Linked DNA regions of Homo sapiens: all the other regions are linked to region 3. A link is a contact called in ENCODE Hi-C or POLR2A ChIA-PET data. All regions are on one chromosome and are shown on one strand. The core of a region is the stretch at or near the end of the contact, and the rest is flanking DNA. Distances in the headings are between cores, read along the strand shown.

What was found. A loop is a pair of places that touch in the nucleus more often than their neighbours do. ChIA-PET counts read pairs that join two places held with the same protein, here RNA polymerase II (POLR2A). Pooled maps may share reads with other maps.
Region 1: a loop to region 3 is called in a map of B cell, with 14 times the contacts of the local background. The contact joins the promoter of SLC35D1 here to the enhancer-like site in region 3. A Hi-C loop is called at or near these places in 3 of 168 maps with a recorded cell type or tissue (B cell, CD8-positive, alpha-beta T cell and naive thymus-derived CD4-positive, alpha-beta T cell) and 10 of 50 pooled maps.
Region 2: a loop to region 3 is called in a pooled map, with 3 times the contacts of the local background. The contact joins two enhancer-like sites. A Hi-C loop is called at or near these places in 1 of 37 single-sample maps with no recorded cell type and 4 of 50 pooled maps. POLR2A ChIA-PET finds 5 or more read pairs at or near these places in 1 of 52 experiments (activated CD4-positive, alpha-beta T cell).
Region 4: a pooled map of gastrocnemius medialis shows a loop between it and region 3 (5-fold over the local background). The contact joins two enhancer-like sites. A Hi-C loop is called at or near these places in 7 of 50 pooled maps.

Annotation. Positions count from the first base shown.
Region 1 is chr1:67,052,410-67,057,794 of GRCh38, forward strand. It overlaps SLC35D1 (solute carrier family 35 member D1), which reads right to left and starts at 1,739. Exons shown (of 12, transcript NM_015139.3): 1 at 1,402-1,739; 2 at 547-580; 3 at 362-448. The coding sequence starts at 1,604. RefSeq lists silencers at 1,154-1,363, 1,654-1,843.
Region 2 is chr1:66,347,377-66,352,964 of GRCh38, forward strand. The region is part of intron 8 of PDE4B (phosphodiesterase 4B); the gene reads left to right. Among named protein-coding and RNA genes, the nearest start is that of SGIP1, 180 kb to the right of the region's middle. RefSeq lists enhancers at 2,853-2,902, 4,495-4,584, 4,595-4,644. Within about 2 kb of position 2,940, at least 24 of the 41 ENCODE cell types and tissues checked have a DNase peak (open chromatin) inside an H3K27ac peak, as active enhancers do.
Region 3 is chr1:65,060,879-65,066,580 of GRCh38, forward strand. It overlaps a transcript of JAK1 not described here. Among named protein-coding and RNA genes, the nearest start is that of MIR101-1, 5.2 kb to the left of the region's middle. Within about 2 kb of position 3,840, at least 3 of the 41 ENCODE cell types and tissues checked have a DNase peak (open chromatin) inside an H3K27ac peak, as active enhancers do; they include B cell and CD8-positive, alpha-beta T cell, where a contact is called at or near this core.
Region 4 is chr1:66,267,735-66,273,430 of GRCh38, forward strand. The region is part of intron 7 of PDE4B (phosphodiesterase 4B); the gene reads left to right. Among named protein-coding and RNA genes, the nearest start is that of PDE4B-AS1, 220 kb to the left of the region's middle. Within about 2 kb of position 2,902, at least 29 of the 41 ENCODE cell types and tissues checked have a DNase peak (open chromatin) inside an H3K27ac peak, as active enhancers do.

The sequences.
Region 1 (5,385 bases), core at 489-2,988, 2.0 Mb after region 3:
TTTCATCTTCGTTTGGAGTCAAGCAGAGGCAGACAGTATAAAATAAGCCCAAAGAATAATGAATGCAGGATACACTGGCTAGATTAGATGGATAGAGAAACTGCAAAACTATTGTACTCTCAACAAGTGTGCATTAATTAAAAACAGAAGAATATTCCTAGGTTATTTTTTCTCTTAAGTTTAAAGAGACTGTAGGCCTTCTTTGACACATATTACTACTTTTATTCTTTACATTCATTATAACCACTCTAGACTGGGCAATTTTGAGGCTGCAATTTTTAAATACGCAAGGCACTGATAAAATATGTTAATACATACTGACTTCATTTCACAAAATAAAGTATCGCTTTTCTTCTTTTACCTTTCGAGGTACATTTCTGTCAAGGTCAGGAAACTTGACTACTCTGAGCGCCTTTCCCACCCAGAGAACTGCCACTGTGGCCACCATCTGTAAACAAGAGAACACAGATTCACTGTTCTACACATAAAGACACACACAGAAGTTCTAACAACATAAACCACGTAATGGTGAGGATTCCAACTAACCTGGCCAAGTCCAACACATAGTGAGGAGGGAAATCTACAAAAAGGGCAAAGAAAAAAACAAGATCAGAACAAACCTAACTTAGCTCCGTGAATTCAATTTGCACATCGGCAACGTTAATAAGGCATTCCGATACAAGCCACATCAACGTCCGCCCCTAAATCAAACAAAAATCTTGGGAGAAAACTCTCTGCCTGTTGGTTGTCAGTCCACCCCGCTGATGTAGCCTCGGGCGGCCGCTTGTCCCATCTTGTCCGAGTCTACAGTTTCAGTCCGCTGCCTGCAAAGGATTTCTCAAGGCAGTGCAGATACAGATCTCTGCAACGATTTCACACACCTTAAAAAAAAAAACAACCAACTTCTGCCTCTGGGTCCCAGTGTTAGCAAGGGAATAATTGTCTGCTGGGTTGAGGATGCGTACGTCCCCAGAGGCTGTCAGCGGGTGCAGGGGACACTGAAGCCCCGGCCCCCTGTCCAGGCTGCGGAGGAGGGAGGCTTCCCTCGCTCTCCTCCCTGATCGACAGGCATAACGGCTCAAAAGTCACCAAGCAAATCACTTTGCTCCATCTCTCTGAAGGGCAGGGTTTTCGGGGCGGTGCGCCCAGGGCATGGCAGGCGAGCCCCAAATGTGCCGGGCCGGCCGGAGCTCCGCGCAGGGAGCGGACCCCTGCCACAGGCCCGCTCGCCAGGCCGGCTCCGCTGCCCGGGCCGCGCGCGTCAGCCGCCCGCCCTCCCCAGCTCCCGCCCAACTTTGTTCGGCTTTAACTTTGGCAGTCAAAGTCCAGGGAGCCGGCGCCGCGCCGCCGCCGCCGCCCGCTCCTCCTCCGCGGCCTGGGCCGCCGCCGCCTCGGCCCTACCTGTAATTGGTGAGCACGCTCTTATTCACCACCACGATCAGGAAGGAGCTCACGCCGTAAAAGCCGGCGGCCAGCAGCTTCAGAAACACGGTCAGCGTTTCGGCCGACGCCATCCCCAGCTCCTCCTCATCTCGGAGTGTGGAGGATTTCGCGGGGGCTTCTCCTTTAACCCGAGCATGCTGACGTCTATGAACTTCCGCCATGGCTGCCGCAGCAGCGGTGGCCTGGCGGCGGGGCCTAGCGGCTCGGGGGCCTGCAGCGGCAGCTCCCAGGGGACTCCAGGAGTTGGGGACCGCAGACTAGGCCAGCTGCGCGCTCGCCGCCTCGACTCCCCGCTTGGCCGCCGCCTGTCCCCGCCCAGGGGCAGGGACGCCGGGGTTCACACCCCTGGAGACTTTGCTCGGGCATTGTGCAACGCGGGGTCAGAGAGTAGGGCCGCGCCGGGCTTAGCCTGGGCAGGGGTTGGAGAGAGCCTGGAGAAGGGGCAGTGGCGACCCCCCTGCCCGAGGCGGATAAGGAGAAGCCAGGGGAACTACATCGAGACACCAGAGCGCCGGGCGACAAACCACAGACTCCGGGTGACAGTCGCCCTGCGCCTGCGCACGAGCACGCGCTGGGTCTCTCCGCGGGGCGCGTACCTGGGGCGTGGGGAGTCTGGTGGCAGAGGGGCTGGAAGGCCGTATTCTCCGGATAACTGCCGCAACTAAGTGCAGACCCTCCTCCCCTCTGTTACAGGTGGCCGGCCAAGTAGTTACAGTACACTGCGTCTAGACTAATTCTGAATGCTCTTTTAGTCTCTCTTGCAGGGGGTAAAAACCCTTCAAAAGTATCAGATGTGGATCAACAGTAAACACTCAACGAAAATTTCATTCCGCAATGCCTCAGGCTTCTTACATTTTCTGAACCCAGAAAACACCAAACAATACTTTTCAGATTGAGAAGTTTCGTTTGTTTGTTTTAAGAAAAATGTTGACATATCCCAAAAAGTAGCAAGATAAGCAGCTTGGGGATTGGGGAAAGCACAAGGTGTTTGGAGCCTAAAAGACTTGATTTCCAATTGTAGGATTCCTAGAAATGACGACCCCCCCCCCCCCCACCAACACACTCACTCCTTATTGTGTGTCTTGGACCAATTAGATGACCTCCCTGAACCTGATCTCTGTGGATGTGTAGCTAGCAAAGAGCTAGTTTTCGGTAAATGGTAGTCATTATTGTATAACAGAAGCAAATCATTATGATCGGTTTAAGCAAAGAAATTACGTATTGAACTTTAATAGATTAGGAAAGAAGAACTTTGAATTATTTTTCTAAGTGCTTGGTCTGTATCTTTTTAAATTTCTTTTTTTTTTTTTTCTTATTTTTATATTTTGGTAAACCAGGTATAGTGGTTCACACCTGTAATACCAGCACTTTGGGAGCAGGTGGAATGCCTGAGCCCGGGAGTTTGAGACCATGCTGGGCAACAAAGTGAGACCCTCTCTCTACAAGAAAATAAAAAAATTAGCCAGATGTGGTGGCGCACGCCTGTGGTCCCAGCTACTCAGGAGGCTGAGGTGGGAGGATGGCTTGAGCCCAGGAGGTCAAGGCTGCAATGAGCTATGATCATACTACTGCACTCCAGCCTGGGCAACAGCACAAGACCATCTTAAAGAAAGAAATAAATTGTGGCAAAATATACAAAGTATAAAATTTATCATTTTAACCCTTTTTGAGTATGCAATTGCATGGCATTAACTGCATTCACATCGTTTTGCAGCCATCATCACTAATCCATCTTTAGAACTTTTTCACCATCCCAAAGTGAAACTCTTTCCCCTTTAAACAATCACTCCCTGTTTCCCTACTTCCTTCCCTCTCTGCTGTTAACCAGTGTTCTACTTTCTGTCTCTGTGAATTTGACTACTCTAGGTACCTCATATAAGTGGAATCATGTAGTATTTGTCCTTTCGTGATGAACTTACTTCATTAACGTAATGTCTTCAAGGTTCAGCCACGTTGTAGCATATGTTAGAATGTCCTCCCTTTTTAAGGCTGAATAATATTAAATTATATGTGTATAATTGGTTTATATCTTTTGAGTTACTTTGAGAACACCTATGTTCTTCAAGTGTTTCTTAAAAAACTGGTACACAGGATGAGGTTCTTAACATAGCCTACAAGGTCCTAGATAATGTGGTTCCTACCCACATCTCCAGAGGCACTATTCACGTTTCCCTCCCCTAAGGTGCAGATAAATCAACAATGTGGGTTCCGGCTTCTGTGTCTTTACTCCCATTATTCCCTCCATCTGGGCTGCTTTTTCTCTTCCTCCTCTCACCCAGCTCCTGAAAAACTCTTACATTTCCTTCCGTATTTTGGCAGAACATTACCTCTTCTCTGGGCAGCCTTCACACTGCCCCCCACTTCCCTCTACATAATTGATCTCTCTCCTTTGTGCCTCTCCTACCGCATCTTTATATACCCCCTTTATAGAGTGTCCATCTGCTGCTGCTGCTATAACAAAATACCTGAGACTGGATAACATATAAAAAATAGAAATTTATTTTCTCACACTTCTGGAGGCTGAGAAGTCCAAGATCAAGGTGCCACCTTAACCACTGCATCCTCTGAAGGGGAAGAACACCATGTCCTCACATGGCAGAAGGGACAGAAGGTCAGAAAGGGACAAACACTGTGTGAAACCTCTCTCATAAGGCATGAATCCTACTCACAAAGGCAGAGCCCTCATGACTTAGTCACCTCCTAAAGGGCCTGCCTCTTAATAATATCACATTGGTGATTAAGTTTCAACATATGAATTTTGGAGGACACATACAGACCGTAGCAAAGGGGCTCTGCATTACATGTTTACATATCACTCTCTTCCACTAGACAGTTGCTTCTTGAGGACAGTGGCAGGCAAGGGTGCCTAACACAGTTTAGATATTTTAGTTGATTGAATCAATGGAAACAAGGAAAATGATTAAATTTCTTCCTTGACTGCTAGCTTCAAAAGGAAAAATAACTAAAACATTGTATTTTAAGAAACATCCTTGCAGAAAAAATATTATAGAAGTAACAATGACCCTCATAATAAAAAGCAAATATATACATATATACACATTTTTACACATTTTAAAAAACATACCTGGAATAGAACCAGAGAAGAACACTAATCCTCAAGCCACACACTGCTGCTGACACTTAGTAGTTTTGTGACCTTGGGCAAATTACTAGACATCACTGTGCTTCAATTTCCTCACCTGTAAAATGGGGATAACAATAGTACCCACCTCATAGAGTTACAATGAGAATTAAATGAGTTAATGAATGTAAAGTGCTTAGAACATAATATGAGTGTTTATTACAATTACTGTTATCACTAGTATTATTAGGCAGTCTTCCTCTTTTCACTTACTATTCCTTGATGGTCTTTCTGTGGCAACGCTTAAACTTAACCTCATTCTTTTCAAAGGCTTCAGAGTATTCCATTAGTTGGATGCATCATCATGTAACCCTATAGACATTTAAGTTATTGCCATTTTTCAGTGTACAAACAATGCTTGTCCATTCAACTTTGTGCAAGTATAAATTTCTAGAAGTAGAATTGCTTAGTTAAGGCTACTTTTTAATAAAAAAATTAATAGAATTGAGGAAATTCCAAATTAACAACCTCCAAAGAGTTTATACTCATTTTTTATTCCTGCTAACACGGTATGAAAATGAAACCCTCTTTTATAAAGTCAAGAGGGCAGCAATGGAGAACAATGGAAGAGGTGAGATAATATTTCAAGTTCTACCCTGTGGAAGTATGAAATGCCAGGTACAAATTTTCAAAATCATAAGTTATGATTACAGAAAATAAAAATAAGAGTGCTGATCCAGGCAACTACTGTTTTTCTCAGCATGATTACTTTATTAATTAACAAATATTTAAGACCTATCACAGGCCATGAACTGCATTGGATTTTCTCAGCTCCAGTAATGATTTGGTTGCTGTGGACC
Region 2 (5,588 bases), core at 1,690-4,189, 1.3 Mb after region 3:
CTTTTATAGTTTTAGTTAATAGTTTATGTGTGCAAACCTCCAACCTGTTACAAATTTTCCTCAATTTGCCGGTGCATACTCTAGCTTAGGGATTACTGAAATATCAAAACAGATAATAATATATATGCTTTCAGGGAAGGAAAGGATAGATCTATGTAGTCCAAAGCTTTCTTTTATTTTTTTGATAGGCCCTAGAGTTGATCTTGAAAATTGCCAGATTAATAGGCTGTCCCAGCCCTGAGAAATCGCTAATCTAGAAGTGGCAATTCCCAAGGCAGGTTTTGAAGCATTCCATTGTCTTTTACCTCAAGGGATGTATGAAAGTCACTAGCTGAAATCAATACAATTAATAATAAATACAATGTATTCTACATGGTATTTTTAAGGGGTAGAGTAATAATCTCAAAAACAAGCTATGATAGATTTTTGTAGCTGCAAAAAATATTAGAAACTTCAATAAGGCAGGATTTAAAACAACCTAAGAGGTACTATAGACTGAAAATGGAATTAACTTCTTAAAGAGAATCATGACCAATACGTAAGGGTTATGAAAAGAAAGTATAATATTTGAGTGGTAGTTTCCCTGTTCTGTGTAACTACTTTCATGTCAGATATGAAGGTCCTAAAACATAGGTGTTATTTTTCACTAGTCAGGAAAGGACACTAGACTGGATGGTCTGTGGGTCTGATCCACAGTAAGTGTTCTGATTGCTGAAAAATACTATAAGTTGTAGAGCTTCTAGCTGCGAAATGTTTCAAAATAAACCTTTGTCATCTACTTTGGAATCATATTAATGCCCTGTGGCCTTAGAATTGACTCTAGAAGCTTTCAGTTAAATATTAGCCGTTATACCTGTACAGAAAAAGTTGTAGAAAGGCTTAAAAGGAAAAACAAAAGAGTGACTGAATAATGTACCTTGATTCCTTGATTTTTCTCAGTTACTATGATGATTTTTGTCATCTGTTGAAAAAGGTTTCTGCTAAATTTAATTATCAGATCATCATCTCAAATCTTCAAAGTTCCTTTTTTTGTCTTTCTCTATTAACAGACAAATTAAAAGGGAAGGATCAAGTATATGAAATGAAATTGTGATGCTCCAGGAACAGTTTTAGGTCTTACGTTTCTCATTGGAAGAAAAGTCCTCTGTCAAAAAGAAAATTTTGAAAAGTTTAAATTATCTAAAAATATACAGTGCCCCTAAACTTAACATATATAATGAGTGTATGGCCTGGAAATCCAATCTCTTCATAGGCTATTTGCACATGCAATATCAGGACCATACTTACAGTTAAAAAAAAAAAAAGATAAAGAAAATTCTTCTTTATCTGAAATTCAAATTTAACTAGGTGCCCCGAATTTTTATTTGCTAAATCTGGCAACCTTATATATGTGGAAACATAATATAGTTTATAAATATTATATATATAGTTTAAAATGCATAGTGAATGTATCAGTCTTTAGGTATAAATAGTTACAGTATCTTTTGTCCATTTGATTACATCACTGCAGCAACTTTCAGAGTTGAGAGAATGTTGGATCATGAGAAATTGCTATAAACATTCTTATGGGAATCACTTTGGGTCTAGGAAACGTCAATTTTTTAGTGTTCCAATAATGTGTGTTATATCATCTCTTGAGAAGTTTTCAGAAATTCTGAGAAAAATGGACAGCAGAAAAGGGTTAGATAGATAGGAAGAAATATGTAATAATTTGGGGAGCTGTTCAAGCCCTAATCTCATTTAGGAGATTAGTTATAGAGCAGCTATATTCAAATTTGTTTGATCTTTTGATATTTTTCAATTCTGTATGAAGGCATTAATGGTTTTTCCCTGCTTTGCCTTTTAATATGTCACTTGAGCAGAGACTTGTCCTCTAACTAGCAAGTAGAATTGATTCTATTGTTGCTTCATCATAATTTTTGATGCAGAATAATGGTAGATATATTCATGCTTGTTTTTCGTTGTATACTTACCTATTGATTACTACGTTGCTGAGCAGTTAAGACAAGAAGCACTCAATTCTAACATGTTTAGAAGAGTTTCTTTCTGATTTGGCACATGGACAGTGAGAATGATCTCACTGTGTTTGTTCCCTGGCACACCAAAGGTTTGCTGCAGATGTTAGTACAGCAGAACTTGTTTGCTAAGATGACCCATTATGGAACACTAGCTGATTAAGCAGACGTTAATGGACAATTGCATGTCCATTATTACTTCTTTGACCATGTTACCAACTCAATTCAATTGCACTTGCTTTTCAAATAAGACAAACCTGTCAATAAAGAAACTGGACATCAAGTTTCAAATGATTGGTAGAGTTTATAGGGAAACACAAAAAGGAGGGAAGAGATGAGATGCACATTGTCAAATAATCTGAAATGTTAAGAATTGTGGAAATTGTTAGTTTCATAAGGAGTTTTAGACAAGCACACTATATCCCTCATTCTGTTTATTTCTTTTTCATTTAAAACTTAGATTTGCTTTACTTCTTTGGGTCTTCATTTCTTCCCATGCAAAATTCCTGAAAGTCAAAAGGAAGATTAGAAGCTAGCCATTTTACCACTAAAGAAACTGAGCCCCAAGAAGTTAATTCAGCTTACCCAAGATTACATATTTGCTTAGGGCCAGAGCTAAGACAGGGACAGACTCTGTTTACTTCATTTCTCACTAAACTGTACCACTGCAGTTTCGACTTCTTTCTACCACTGAAGGCACAGAATGCACTGAAGGCATTCTGTGCCTTCAGGAGGAATTTTCAGCCCCTTCACTTTCCTGATGCCCGGGAATTCTTTTTAAGTTATGACTAACAAAGTATAAAACATGAGTCAAAAGTTAGTCCCTAATAAAGTCATTGTGACTTTAATGACTTCGGCAGTTGTTTCATTCTGCAAAAACAGGAAGATCCCACACAATAAGGCGCCTGTCTCACAGCTGGGCTCCTGCGTAGACGGCCACCCACAAGAGTAACTAACTGCTGGGGCTGCCTTCCTCTCTTTGACACCTTTTTATTCTCTGTTCTTACAGTTTTCTCCTACTGACCTCATCCTGAGGTTATCCATGAGAGGAAGGTACCTGCTTTAGCTAGTCTTTGATAGGGTGAAGAATAGTTTTAATCACTTAGGAGTCACTCCTAAGTGATTTTCAGGTCACCCTCAACAGGCCTAAATTAGTCTTAGAAGAAGCTCTTTCATGGGCTTTATACTAGCTTCCTGTGTTATCACTATTCTGGACTGTTTTATTCTCAAAAACATAAAATCCCCAAATTTTAGATTTGAGAAGAGCCTGCGATCATTCCAGTTCACTCCTCCTATGTGATTAGTTTAACTAAGAACTCATTACCAAGATAGTGCCTATCTTGCCTGCGGATCTTTGCATAAAGCTCAAACTAATTCTCCCATGAGAAATATAGAAAAGTGAAGAAGTGTCCTATCACTTCAGAAGAAACTGGCTCAGAAGAAATAATCTCTGTATGCAGTGTTAAAACTAAAGAAAAATTGAAGCCATCAAACAAAATGTTCCTATCAAGTGTAATTGAATTTTAGCTTTTATTACCTATTCTCTACTTTTAAAATAACTTTTCACTATTAAAGGAACTTATTCCAAAAATCAGACAATTTTATAGAAAAGGTATATTCTAGGCCAATAATATTAAATCACATATCTAGAAAATATACCTTCTTCCCTTTTCAAAAAATAGAAGCAATTTCTAGCAGTGTATGTGAATCTAATGTTGGGCATAAGCTTAAGAAGGCATCGGAGGAATTTTTTATTAGAGTTTATTCACAAATTTTGCTTGTCTGTGTTGAAAAGGGGCATTGGCCATTTCCTCTGGGGACATTATTTCTAGGTAGGCTGTAACAGGGTTTTCCTGTGAAGGCAGATTCTTAGGGAAAATAGTATCTGTGTACATGAGATGGTAGAGACACATTTATCTTTAAAATAATGTGTTCCTGTTTGTGGATTTCTCTACTGAATTTAATAAAGTAAATAATGCCCATTTCCTTCCAATCCAGTAACTCCTTGGGACACAGTTTTACCCAGGAGCTATTTTACCTTCGAGTCTGGATGAAACGTGTAACTTAATAAATAGATTCCAAAAGTCTTACACTATGAAACTCTGAGGGATGATAAATGCTTCCCTTCCTTTGTTATGGTCTGAAGCATTTTCAATTTGAGTTGTTTTCCTCAGTCATGTAGAGGGAGTTTTGTTTTCTGGGAAGTCTTGGTTGCTGGTAAATAATGTGTCCAAACTGTAGGAGGCAGCCACAGAATTTATCATACAAGTATGAAATGTTAGGGTTGATCATTCTCATTTTACACATGAGAGGTGATGTAACTACACAGGAGAGTGAGAGCTGAGAATGAAAAGTCAAGATTTGTCTACTACATTGTGGCTGCCTCTGGCTCAACAGAAACACTCCCATGTGGGAGTCAGATGCTGAAAGCCCAACTAAGCCTAGCTCCTCAACTGTCTCCTCAGGCTTAACTTCAAACATAATTCATATCTATTCTATTTCTTAATGTGTCTCATCACACAGTTAAACACTAGTCATACTAACTGGACTCTACATATACTAGAATGTAAAAGATACCCTTCCACCCCCCGCCGTCTGCTCCTTGAAGGCCATGTCTGCCTTTCTTAGTTTGTACAGAGCCCAACATAAATGGGCCCTTCATAAGTGCTTTTTGATGAGAGCAATGATTGCTTTCACATCAGTGTGGTTGGGCCCTCCCTTATGGAGGAGGAAAACCAACAGTTGTTGCTAAGCAACATTTAAAGGACTAGGTTAGTTTCTGACACTAAGTGACCTCCATTTGCATACTTCGCCATGTTGTGTGTTTTATGGTTGCCTTAAGATGACTATGTTTTTTGGTAGCATTGCTGTGCCCTTAGCAAAAGGCTCATAGGAGAATTAGTTTAAGCCTGGGAAGGAGGAAGGTGATATTCATCTGTTAATGACTTGCATGAGTACACTGATCCCTTCAGTAAACTATGCGGGAAAGGTGAGGAGTTTGGTTTATTTTCAGCCCTGCAGCTGAGAGCCACCTCCCTGATTCCATATTGAAAGTGATTGACAATGTATCCCAACAGGGTCCTGTGGCAATGGAAGACTATAGAAAGAAAATAAACAGAGAAATCTTTCCTCTTATAGCCTTTTATGATTCAGTTTCTACCTGCTCCTATCTTCTGAGCAGAGTTGCCGATATAGCTAGTAAAGAACTGGTCCTACCCTCTCTAGACTGTTTGCTGTTGTGGTTAAACAACATGCCCTAATATATCTATTCCTACTAGAATGAAAGCTGATTAAAAGCATGAAAAGAGTTTTTGTTTGTTCCTTTGTTTTTTTTTCACTGCTATATCATCACTCTTTTCCCTGGTCATTTTAGGTATTCAATAAATGGTTGGCAAATACGTGAAAAAAGGGCATTATTGAACTACTACAAACCTGATTGACTCTAAAACATTCCTAAGTATTTCAGAGAGACTAAAGGAGCCAAAATGAGACAATTGTTTGAATGTTATATTTGCCTAAGTCTAGTGCAGAGAAAATTATGGAAGAAATCATCTGTCTCTAAGCTTTTTACAA
Region 3 (5,702 bases), core at 2,590-5,089:
CTAAATTTATAAACAAGTGACTACAGGTACTCATGCTACAGTAAGAAAAAATAACTGCATACTAAGGAAGAGAGAAAACAGTGATGTAAAATGCTTTCTTCCAGGACCCAAACTGATTTTAAACTACTTCTTCTATGTTAAAAATGATACAACTAGGAACAATTTCTTCATAACGCATATACCAAATATTATCTACAAAACCAGGCACTTATAGAAAACTGGCACACCAAAGAACTTTTAAAATAACGTGGAGTACAAGGCCAGGCATGGTGGCTCACACCTGTAATCTCAGCGCCTTAGGAGGCTGAGGCAGGAGGATTGCTGGAATCCAGGAGTTCAAGACCAGCCTGGGCAACATAGTGGAAGCCTGTCTCTACAAAAAATAGTATGAGCAGGGCCAGTAGTCCCAGCTACTTTGGAGGCTGAGGTGGGAGGATTGCTTGAACATGAAAGGCTGAGGCTGCCATGACTGCACCACTACACTCCAGCCTGGGTGACAAAGACCTTTTCTCAAGCGATCAATCAATGTGGAGTACAAATAAAAGCACAAAAAACATGCTACATCCCTCATATTTATAAACTAAGATGAAAATATTGTTTTAAACCTTTGAATATCTGATTATATATTAAATAACTGAAGGCACCGTAAGTTGTTGGCCAAGCAGAATATTTGAAAATACTTTTAAACTATAGTTTAGTGTATTTAAATCCACTGGTCTTTTAACTAGTGTGATTTGTTTTCCAATTTGAAAATTATCATCTAATTCAGTGATACTATATAAAATGGCCAAATTTGACCACACTGAGATGTTATAAACTGTCAGCAAAAGTTGCTCAAATGTCCAATACTGCTTTGTCACAAGTACACAGAATGTATACTTGCATTTTATTGCAAAACTTTGCTATACTGAGTTTTTAAAAACTAATTTGTGCCAAAGATTGATGAGGTGGCAGGTTACAGAATTTTTTTCTCTTTTATGGAAAAAGAAATAGGCAGAAAGGCAAGAAAATGTCAAGGACCACCGCCCTATACAAAGTTAGCCCCAATTCTCAAAGAGAAGCATTAACTGAGAGTGATTAGAGAAGAGGTGTCATCATTTTACTGACTTTGAGCACTGGCCCTAATTAATCTCATGCTATGTAACTTTATAAGGTCCATGTGGACGAAAAAAAAACCCTATGGACACGGTAACAAAGAGAAGACTGAGCTTTCTTCCTCATGTTGACCAAGAGTTTAGTCCAAAAAGGCTCCAGGAGACTAAAAATTTATAAATACATGACTGGCCCATATATTACATTATATGGGCCTCTCCCCTTCAAACATGTACTCAGCACAAATATTTTTAGTCCAACTGTATACTCCACAGTTAATTTACTTTCTGATTTTGCTCTACATCACATTTCACCACTCTCACCCCCCGGATTTTAGATTTTATGGTTTGCTCACAAGTCAGTTTTATATGCCAGCTAACTTCGGAATGATCCACCCCTGGCTAAACATCTCTAAAAACCCTGATGGTCTCCAATTAATCTATGATTGCCTTATTACTACAGCACTGCCATTTGAAAATGCTGGGTCTCAGATTTTCAAATTCCCTTAATGGACAGCTAAAGGAGCCAATACCAAAGACTTGCAATGACCTCCAATTCTACAGCCTTGGGCTGTTCCAGGAACACAATTACACTCCACTTCCCTGCAGGTTCCACCCTTCTCGAAGCTTCTATTCCTACATCTGTAAAATGAACACATTTCTACTAACTAGTAACACATGCCACAGTGGCACTGCACTCATTAAGTGCTGTGTTGTATACTGCAATTTAATTTGGTGCTGTTTATATCTTATTTCCTCAAGTCAACAGGACTCTTTCTAAAAAAGTCAGAAACTGTTTTACTCATGTCCCTTCACAACACTTAGTGGTCATTTCCACAAAATGCTAGCTCAACAGATACTTGATTGATTGATTAATTGATGAACCTCTCCATTTCTCAGGGAGCCTCTAAACAGTTATCAACAAGAGTATGTTTAATTCCAGTCTCTGTCTATATGGTCTTAGGTGAGGTGTTTGGCAGTTTGTCATCTATAAAATAAAGGGATAGCACCGAATAGCTCCTAAGTTCCTTCCAGTGCAATTTCTGAATCTCATTAGACAAAACAAAACCCAAAGACAGCACTACCTCTATTCACGTTAGCATTGTACTTTTTTTGGAGGAAAGGAGTCAGCAGCCTTGTGGGCCCAAATGCCACGAGTGGAGCCGTGATTTGGTGGGGAGGGGGACAGAAAGTAGATGAAGCAAAGAAAAAATAAATGGAAGTGAGTGACAGATGAGTAGAATCACTAAAATGCCACCAGGTGTCACAATTGTTACTTTGCCACACATTGTTTTCCGGTACCTTTTGCTATGTTCAGGATCCTTTTACAAAAGCAGCAATAGCCGGGTATGTGGGTATCCCAATTTTCCCATGACACCCCTGCTAGCCGTTCTAGAACCCTGGACTTTTACACTAATCTCCCTAATATAACAGTAATAATGTAATACTTGGGGTCCCCAATCATCACATGGAACACAGCAGTGGAAAATAGAAACACAAACATGAAATAACAATATTTCATACAGTCACCACTTTTGAAATTAATCCATGGGGCTAGGCACAGTGGCTCATGCCTGTAATCCCAGCAGTTTGGGAGGCCAAGGCGGATGGATCACCCGAGCTTAGGAGTTCAAGACCAGCCTGGCCAACGTGGGGAAACCCCATCTCTACTAAAAATACAAAAAATCTGCCGGGCGTGGTGGCACACACCTGTAGTCCCAGCTACTCTGGAGGCTGAGACAAGAGGATCGCTTGAACCTGGGAGGTGGAGGTTGCAGTGAGCCAAGATCGCGTCACTGCACTCCAGCCTGGAAGACAGAGAGAGACTCTATCTCAAAAAAAAAAAAAAAAAAAGAAAGAAAAAAAGAAAAGAAATTAATTCATAGATGAAAAGGAGTAATGCAGGCCTGAGCTGTCCAATGAAGTATATAATGCAAGCTACACATGTAATTTTTAATTCTCTAGTAGCCACACTAATAAACAGGTGGAATTAATAGCATATTCATTTAACCCAATATATCTAAAATATTATCATCTGAACATGGAATCAACATAAAATTAATGGGCTATTCTACTTTTTTTGCATTCTTTGAAATCTGAAGATTACTTTGCACTTACATATCCCAATTCTAAATTTTCATCAAAATACTTAATTTGCGTTTGGATTTCAAAACACTTAGTTTCAAAAGTAGATGCGTAAGCTCAAGTATGTTTCCAAATATAAATAAGCTTTCCAATAACTAAATCAAGTTATCAAAGTCTAAAATTAAATAAAATTTAAAATTGAGCTCTTCCTCACCCTAGCCATATTTCAGGTGGTTAATAGCCACGTGGCTAGTGGCTACCATATTAGGGCAGGTATCCTGTCTCTGTCACCTGGATTCTTTTAAACCCGAACCAGAGTAAAAGATGTTACCCCATCAACCAGAAAGTCATCTTACAGCACCCACCAAGTGCTCAAATTATACCAAGTATTTTCTGCTCCACTTCCAATCTTTAAGTTGTCAACACTTCAGTGATTATCGTTTATTAGGTAGCCCTTCCAAAAGACTGAGTATTTTAGCTCAGAGAGGAAAGCATATCTCAATTCAGGGACTGAATGGAGACACTGAGTGAGATTCAAAGACAAGAAGTTAATTTCCAAGGTAGAGGTGGAAAATCCTGACATCCTTACTTCTTTGTCCAGGGTATCAGTCACCTACAAAAGTTACAATTATTGTTTATCACAATTATTGTTTATGAGCCTCTCAACTTACATACTCACAGCAGCTGTCACTGCATCCTCAGGTTCTCTGTCTTCAAGTGCCCTCCTAGCTTCCTGAAACAACCTTCTCTATCTAGAGCAGATTCTGCAGAGAGGCCCCTCTTTAATTCATATTCTGAAACGTGCTTGTTATTGTTGACGTACAAAAACTTATGAATAATTCAATAAATGAATCTTGAACCATCCTATTTATCATTCAGTGGTCTAGGTACCCAACTCTAGAGGAAAGCTTTTCTGAAATACACGGTAAGTATCCCCCAACCCTCCCTCAAAGGAACCAATTATGAACACTATACAGTCTTCTCTCCCTTCTCACTCCCCATGTCAAAGTTCATTGTGTTCCTCCTGCAGCTGATTTAAAAGTTGATCTTTTCAAGGAGCTGGATTCCTAAGGTAGTTCTATTTTGAGCCTTCTTCCTGTTCTGAAGCTAAAGTTGGAAGGGCTTAGGTGGTGATGTCATGGAAGGGAGACTGTTGGTTTTTATAGGAGGGTCTTCTCTGGCAACTCTGGGGATGCTCAAATGGGGAAAACTCAGAGTGTTACTTTTGATCTTTTCCCCCCTCCTTCCCTTTATAGAATATCAGCTATTCCTTAGCCAGCAAGAAAACAAGTTCAAATAAGCCTGCAAACAGATTTACATATTTTACATGCTAAACATCTAATAAATGAAAAGACTGAGAAAAAGAAAAATGCCTCACTGTAAGGAACAGAGGGTGACAACCTCTTTCTCCACCCCTCTCCCCAAATATCTATCACAGAACAAGGGGCAAAGAGGAGGGGAGGGTCGACTGGTAAGCAGAATAAAGGGATTATAAAGCTAGGAGGCTTTTAGAGGGAAACGCTGTTGGAATATTCAGGACAGGAGACCCTTGGGTCCCTGCTCTTCCTCTGTGTTTTCCTCCCTTTTGGAATGGTTAGACTTGGGCTGGGTGTGTCTTCTGCTTGGGAGGCGTTTTTTTTGGCGCTGGAAAAGCAAAAGGGGCCAGGGTGGGGCCTGGGGAAAGAAAGCCAGAGACAGGCTGCTTAGGCCTGGCTCTGGGTTAAGCTTAAGGGGAAAATAAAGGGGGCTACGGAGGGACAGCAGATTCCATTAGAAGACCCAGAGGGGAATAAAAAACAGCGCACTGGCCAAAGGGGGTCACTTCTCTCTCTCCCTCAACCTAGGCCCAGGAGCTATTTGCTGGTTGGTGGGGGACAGGTCCAGAGGGAAGAGAAAATCCCAAAACATCTGCAGATCACAACTTGCCGGGGGAAAGGGGGGCTGGGGACAGACATGCCAAATTAAATCAGCAGGTGAAAGCAGCAATTTTTGGCCAATGCTGGGATTGCGGAGAGGACTAACTAAGAACCCTGGAGAGCAGGGGATTCCCTGGTTTCTCAGCTCACCTCTCCTTCAAAGCAGGGATAAGCACAGGTGTGGTCTTTCTCCAGGAAGGTGGCAGCTGGCGTGCGGGTAGCAGAGTGAGGGAAAGAATTCCTCGCACAGGAAGGCAGGGAGAAGCCCTGGGGTCAGCTGCGGCCAGGAGCCGGCGTCTCCGCCAAGTCCCCTCCCCCTTCCTGAAAACCGACCTGGACCAGCACAAATTACAGCAAAGCACCCCTCTCCCCAATAATGTTTCTAATAAAAGAAACAGACTCTCATGCCTATATTAAAAAACCACGAGCTCTAGCTGATGGAAATAAACAGGTGAGCCCGGGGAGAAGCGGGAAAACACTGGGAATGGGAGAATGAAGGGGGAGAAGGCGTTCCCGAACGTGCAGAGAAACCGAGGCTTCCCCGCCCTCCCTCCACCCTCCTCCCCTCCGGCCGGGGAGAATCTGCGTGGCAGGGTGCAAGCTAAAAATG
Region 4 (5,696 bases), core at 1,652-4,151, 1.2 Mb after region 3:
GAAGAGAATGTAGTGATACCAATTACTACGTAATTACGGGTTTCAAAATCTCCTTAACGTTTAGCCACGGTTAGAAAAGGAAGGAGGAGACACACATCCCTTGTTTTGTTCTTATTATCAGCTTAAATAAGTCAGGCAGATTTTTCCTGTTATTTTAATATTTATCAGCATATGACAAAGAGGTGTGTTTAAATAGAAACTTTAAAGGGGAATGAAAAATAACTGGCTCAGAGCAAACAGAATTGAGAACTGGAGTGCTGCTTCAAAATATGATTTTTCATGATAGTAAGATCAGGTTTTTATTTCTCAGTACTGAAGTTGAATTCATGTATTTCAATTGAAATCTAAGATAAAAGGTACAAGAAATCTACATCAATTTAAACAGATTTAGCAACAACCTAGTTTGCTCAGAAAGCCTGACTTAGATAACTGTATTCTTGTATTGGAGCAATTCAGAGAGAGAGAGAGAAATACCAAATCTTAAAATGCTTTATTATTTTGAACATATAAATGAGAAAAAATGCAATTTATTTTAAAAGCTAATTGTCAGAAACCATGGTAAATTGGTACATTTACTTTTACAAATTGATTATTAACTGAAATATTAAATGGATACATCAAAGGAAAGCTCTCCATTTGAAATACCCCTCTTCGGCCAGGCATGGTGGCTCATGCCTGTAATCCCAACACTTTGGGAGGCCAAAGCGGACGGATCACGAGGTCAGGAGTTCAAGACCAGCCTGACCAATATGGTGAAACCCCATCTCTACTAAAACTACAAAAATTAGCTGGGTGTGGTGGCACGTGCCTGTTGTCCCAGCTACTCGGGAGGCTGAGGCAGGAGAATCTCTTGAACCTGGGAGGCGGAGGTTGCAGTGAGCCGAGATCGCACCACTGAACTCAAGCCCAGGTGACAGAGCAAGACTCCATCTCAAAAAAAAAAAAAAAAAAAAAAAAGAAAGAAAAAGAAAATAAAGAAAGAAATACCAGAAATACCCTTCTTCTCACTATCCAGCCAAGGTTCTTATCAGCTCTCATGGCTCAATGCAAATGTCCTTACTTTGCAAAGACATCTTATTTTTTTTTAAGTTGGCATAATTGCTCCTTTTTTGTGCTATGGCAACAATTTAATTCTCTGATATACTTTAATTCAAGGCTTCTTGTGTGTCTCTCCCATTGGAGATAAAGCTCTTGAAGACAGGGACTGTGCCTTATCTATCTTTTTATTACTCATGGTGCTTTCGCATAGTTATTTTCACATAGTAAGAACACAGTAAGTGTTGAATTGACCGGGAAAACTACATAAAATTTGGGGACTTTATGTGAAGTAAAATACATATAAAATAAACTTTTAATAATGAGCCAATATTTTTATCTCTATTGCTATGAAAATTATTCAAATTGTGTTTTTTCACTGTTAACAATTAGTTATTGCACTGAAGTTAATAGAGGTTTGAAGCACACTCTATAACTGCTTATATATGTTAGTGTGTTCGTATAGGTTTTGAACAAAAAGAGTGAAATCTAAGAAGTTGGCATTTAGCACTTTGAATAAGAAAGCCAGAGTAGAGCAATGGAGAATTTCAAGCCCAGAAAGAACAACGAGGAAGCCATATGCTCCCAGGTTGAGGAGAAAGACGCAGTAAATCCTCCTAGGGGTGTCGAAAATGCCAATGTTGTAGTTTAATGAGCATCTGAATTTGTTTCACATTTTGCCTTTCACAAGCATAAATTCCAGGCTCTCCCTACATGGTGCTCAAGGATTGAAACAGAAAGGAAAAAATAGAAAAAGAAAGAAAACTCCAAAATAAGGCAGGAACTCGAATTCTGTCACCTGTACATATTCACAACAGAAAATTGAAGTAATTCTCAGGATTTCAGGTCCCAAAACTATTTGCAACAGGAAAATGGGGTGCATGCATACACATGTGTGTGTGATAATTGTCGCCTTTTTTCCATTCCATCCTATCCTTTGCTCTTCAATAGTAATCACACATATGTCATGACAGTAAGAATTTACTGAAAAGATAAATTATCAAGTGTTCGCTGTCTTTACAAAATGATTTTTTTGCTTTATAGAAGGATTGGAGAAGCATCCTTTTAATGGCTAGCACATCCGAGTCATGTAAATGTGACTTGATGTAAAATAATATGTATCATGTATACAATATTTTAGCAGCCAATTTGATACATAAGGTGGGGTGCTCTCTACTAAATTTCTTTTTCTAAAATTTATCAGTAAATTTACTGAGCAGGAACATTACCACTGGTAACAGATCAGATGTTATGAAAAACACCACAGAAGTCTATGGGTCACTGGAAATGACAGCAAACCATAGCACCAAGATGACTAGGGAATCACTTTGAGGACTTCAAGCCAGATTGCTGCAGATACTAATGATATCAAAGCCTGGATATCCATAGCCTTGATTTATGGTGATTTTCAACACCAGTCAATTAGAATGCATTTCAAGAAAAGACTGTGTTCAGAGAAATCGTATGAGACATTTCTTTTAATATGTGTCTAGGCCATTCTGGGGAGGAATTGGCTTTTTACCAACTGATAAAACAGAAGAAGAGGCTTTCTCCTTGGAAACCTATTTCTCCATACAGGTTCTGCCCATAGCTTTACTTGATTATGACTATCCCTCCGGAGGTTCATGTGGGTGTACCAGATGCAGGGTCTCTTCAAGTAGTGGACAAGAGGGTCAGTGAGTTATCTTCGATTTTAAGGAATTCAGAAAGTCATGACATTGATTCCGTTCTCATTCTTTGCCAGAACTTTCAGGACCTGTGATGAGACAGGGTCTATATGTGCATGGGTAAAGGGCTCTCTGAGAACCACAGCAATAGCCTGAGAGCAGTGCTGCATCAGATGACTGGAAATGAGGCCCAGCACAAGCAGAACCTTTGCTTGGTTTCTACATTAAGCAAGAACTGTCAGGCAGGATTACAACACTTACGGACAAATAGGAATAAAATCAATCTTGTGACCAAAGGCTCTGACCAGTCATGATAAAGGAAAGATTAGAGGGAATTATAAGAAAAAAGAAAAAGGAAAGAAAAGAGATAAAAAAGAATGGAAAAAGAAAAAGTCAGAAATATCAAACTATGTTTTCTTCCTTATTCTGAATTCTGTGTGCTGAATTAATGGAATAATTGCCTTAATTACTCGCCTTCAGCGTTTAGACAGCCTGCATATAAAATGATAGCAAAAATGCACCAGAAAAGCCCCAGTTATTTTGAGAATAATTTTCCAAATGGTTGTTTTGTAATAATTGCTTTTGTCTAAAATAGCCCTCTTATGAAAGTTTACCCCAGAGCATCAACACTGAGCTGTTTATATTGATTTGCAGTTATTTCATACATATCTAAAATTAAGTATTGGTACTCGCAAAAACATTAATACCTCAGCTAAAGTGCAAACGTTAAAATGTTTCCCTTAAGCAGATATTGTCAAATATAACACCCTGCTTATTATGGTTATTTCACTAGTTCAAAATTAATTTGCAAATTTAGCATAAATATTTCTTCTCTTTGAATGAAACCGAGGAGGCCTCATCTAAGTTCTCACTAGCTGCCTGAACAGTTGAGTCCGTTCCGTGTTGACTCCACTTCACATTTTTGTACTGCTGAGAAACAACATCCACCCACCCTCCCCTTGAAAGTTGGAATCATGCATGTTAGTAAGTATTTCAGTTATGCTATTGACGTCAATGGAGTCATTAAATAGATTGCTGGCCCTCCCAGAGGCAAATCGCTGCCAGGGACCTAGATACAGACACGTTTTTTACAAAGACAACCATCAGGTTTTGCTATAGCAGTAAGCCAGAGAAAGGGAAAAGTTTATACTGTAGCAGACCTATCTCCAAACACAGTTTCTTTCTTTCTTTTGCATTTTAGTTCCGGCCTTTCTTTCTCTTTGGTTACAGTAGGCTCAAGCAGATACCCAGATACTGTTGCCTGAATGTTTTGTGTGCAAAAGCATCTCCTGTAATTGAGACCATGAAGGGAGGTACCCCACTTTTAAAAATGAGTCTCACATTTTGCTCTACACAGCCTATCTTGATGTTGACTTGGTTGCATAAATTATTTAGGCAAATCACTATTGTCTGCCAGTAAGGTCGTGTTTGATATATAGTTCCCTGAATAAACAGTCTCCTCCAAACACACACACACTTTTGTACTTTCTGCCATCCCTGCGTGGCATGTCGCTGCATCCCCTCATCTATGAATCAACCTTTTTGCAGCTAGCACTGTGCTGTAGCATCAGGGATCTGCAGCAAAGGGTGGAGGAGGAAGCTGGGAAGAAAGCTTCACTTCTCTCAGCTGCCTCATCTGCAGCGCTCCCACAGGAGGCTGTCCACGTGCCTGTGTCCTCCCAAACCCTAGCTGCTGCCTGCCTCGAGCCTGGTCATGCAGCTCCCAGGCATGGCAGGCAGAGCCCTTTAGGAAACATGTGCCTCTTTCTGGGCATTCTTGACAGCTCTATTTACCTGCACAGCCCCAGGAGTCAGAGCCAGAGATTCGCCTCACACATCTGGACTCTTCCACCTCCAGGATCGAAGTTAGGGAGACATCTTGAGCAGACAGATTTCTTCAAATCTGGTTGTCAGAAACTATCCCATTGGTTTTAGAACCCATTTCTCTCTTCAGTCCTGTACCTTCACTCCCTGGAGACCCCCAACCCCCATTACTTATCAGTAAGTTTGTATATAAATGCCAGACATCTGACTACCTCTGGTAACCCCTTTTGGTTCATCTGGAGACCCAAATTCATTCACCTACACAACTGTCCCTTTTTCTGTCTTTCTGACTTTGAGTAGCATCTTCATCATCCACCCTTTTATCTCCCTCTTCACCTACCACAGCCAACTCCTTTAGTCTTTTTCTCTAATCTTTTTCCTTTTCTCCCCCACTTCCTCTGCCTTTGTTTATTGTTCCATCATCCTGTACCTAAAGCATTGTGGTGGTCCTCCAACTTGTTATTATTGTCCTCATTCTTTCCCCACTCTAAACCAGCTTCCATTCTGGTACTAGAATTCTTTTTTTTTTTTTTTTTTTTTTTTTGGAGGGACGGAGTCTCACTCTGTCATCAGGCTGGAGTGCAATGGCGCACAATCTTGGCTCACTGCAACCTCAGCCTCCCGGGTTCAAGCGATTTTCCTGCCTCAGCCTCCCATGTAACTGGGACTACAGGACCCCACCACCGTGCCCAGCTAATTTTTTGTATTTTTAGTAGAGACAGGGTTTCACCATGTTGGCCAAGATGGTCTCAATCTCTTGACCTTGTGATCCGCCCACCTCAGCCTCCCAAAGTAGAACTATTCTTATAAACCCCAGTTATGGTTACATTATTTTCTTCTTTAGCTATACTTTGCCTTCAAGATAAGACCTAAATGTCTCACCAGGCATGCAAAAGCCTTTAGAATTTTGCTCTCTTTCTTTGTCCTCATCTCCCACTTTACGCTGCCACCCCCCTGCACAACTGATGGCTGAAGTGCACTGAATATACATCCCTGAAATACACCAGGATCTTCTTGCTTTCCTGCTTTCATATATGCTGTTTCTTCTACCTGGTTGCCTTTTCTCCAAAATATCATTTACATATTCAGCTCAGGGATTATTTTTCACATTGTCACTGTGAACAAATTCTATATATCATCTGATTCTTGGATTCAGGATTAAAATAAATA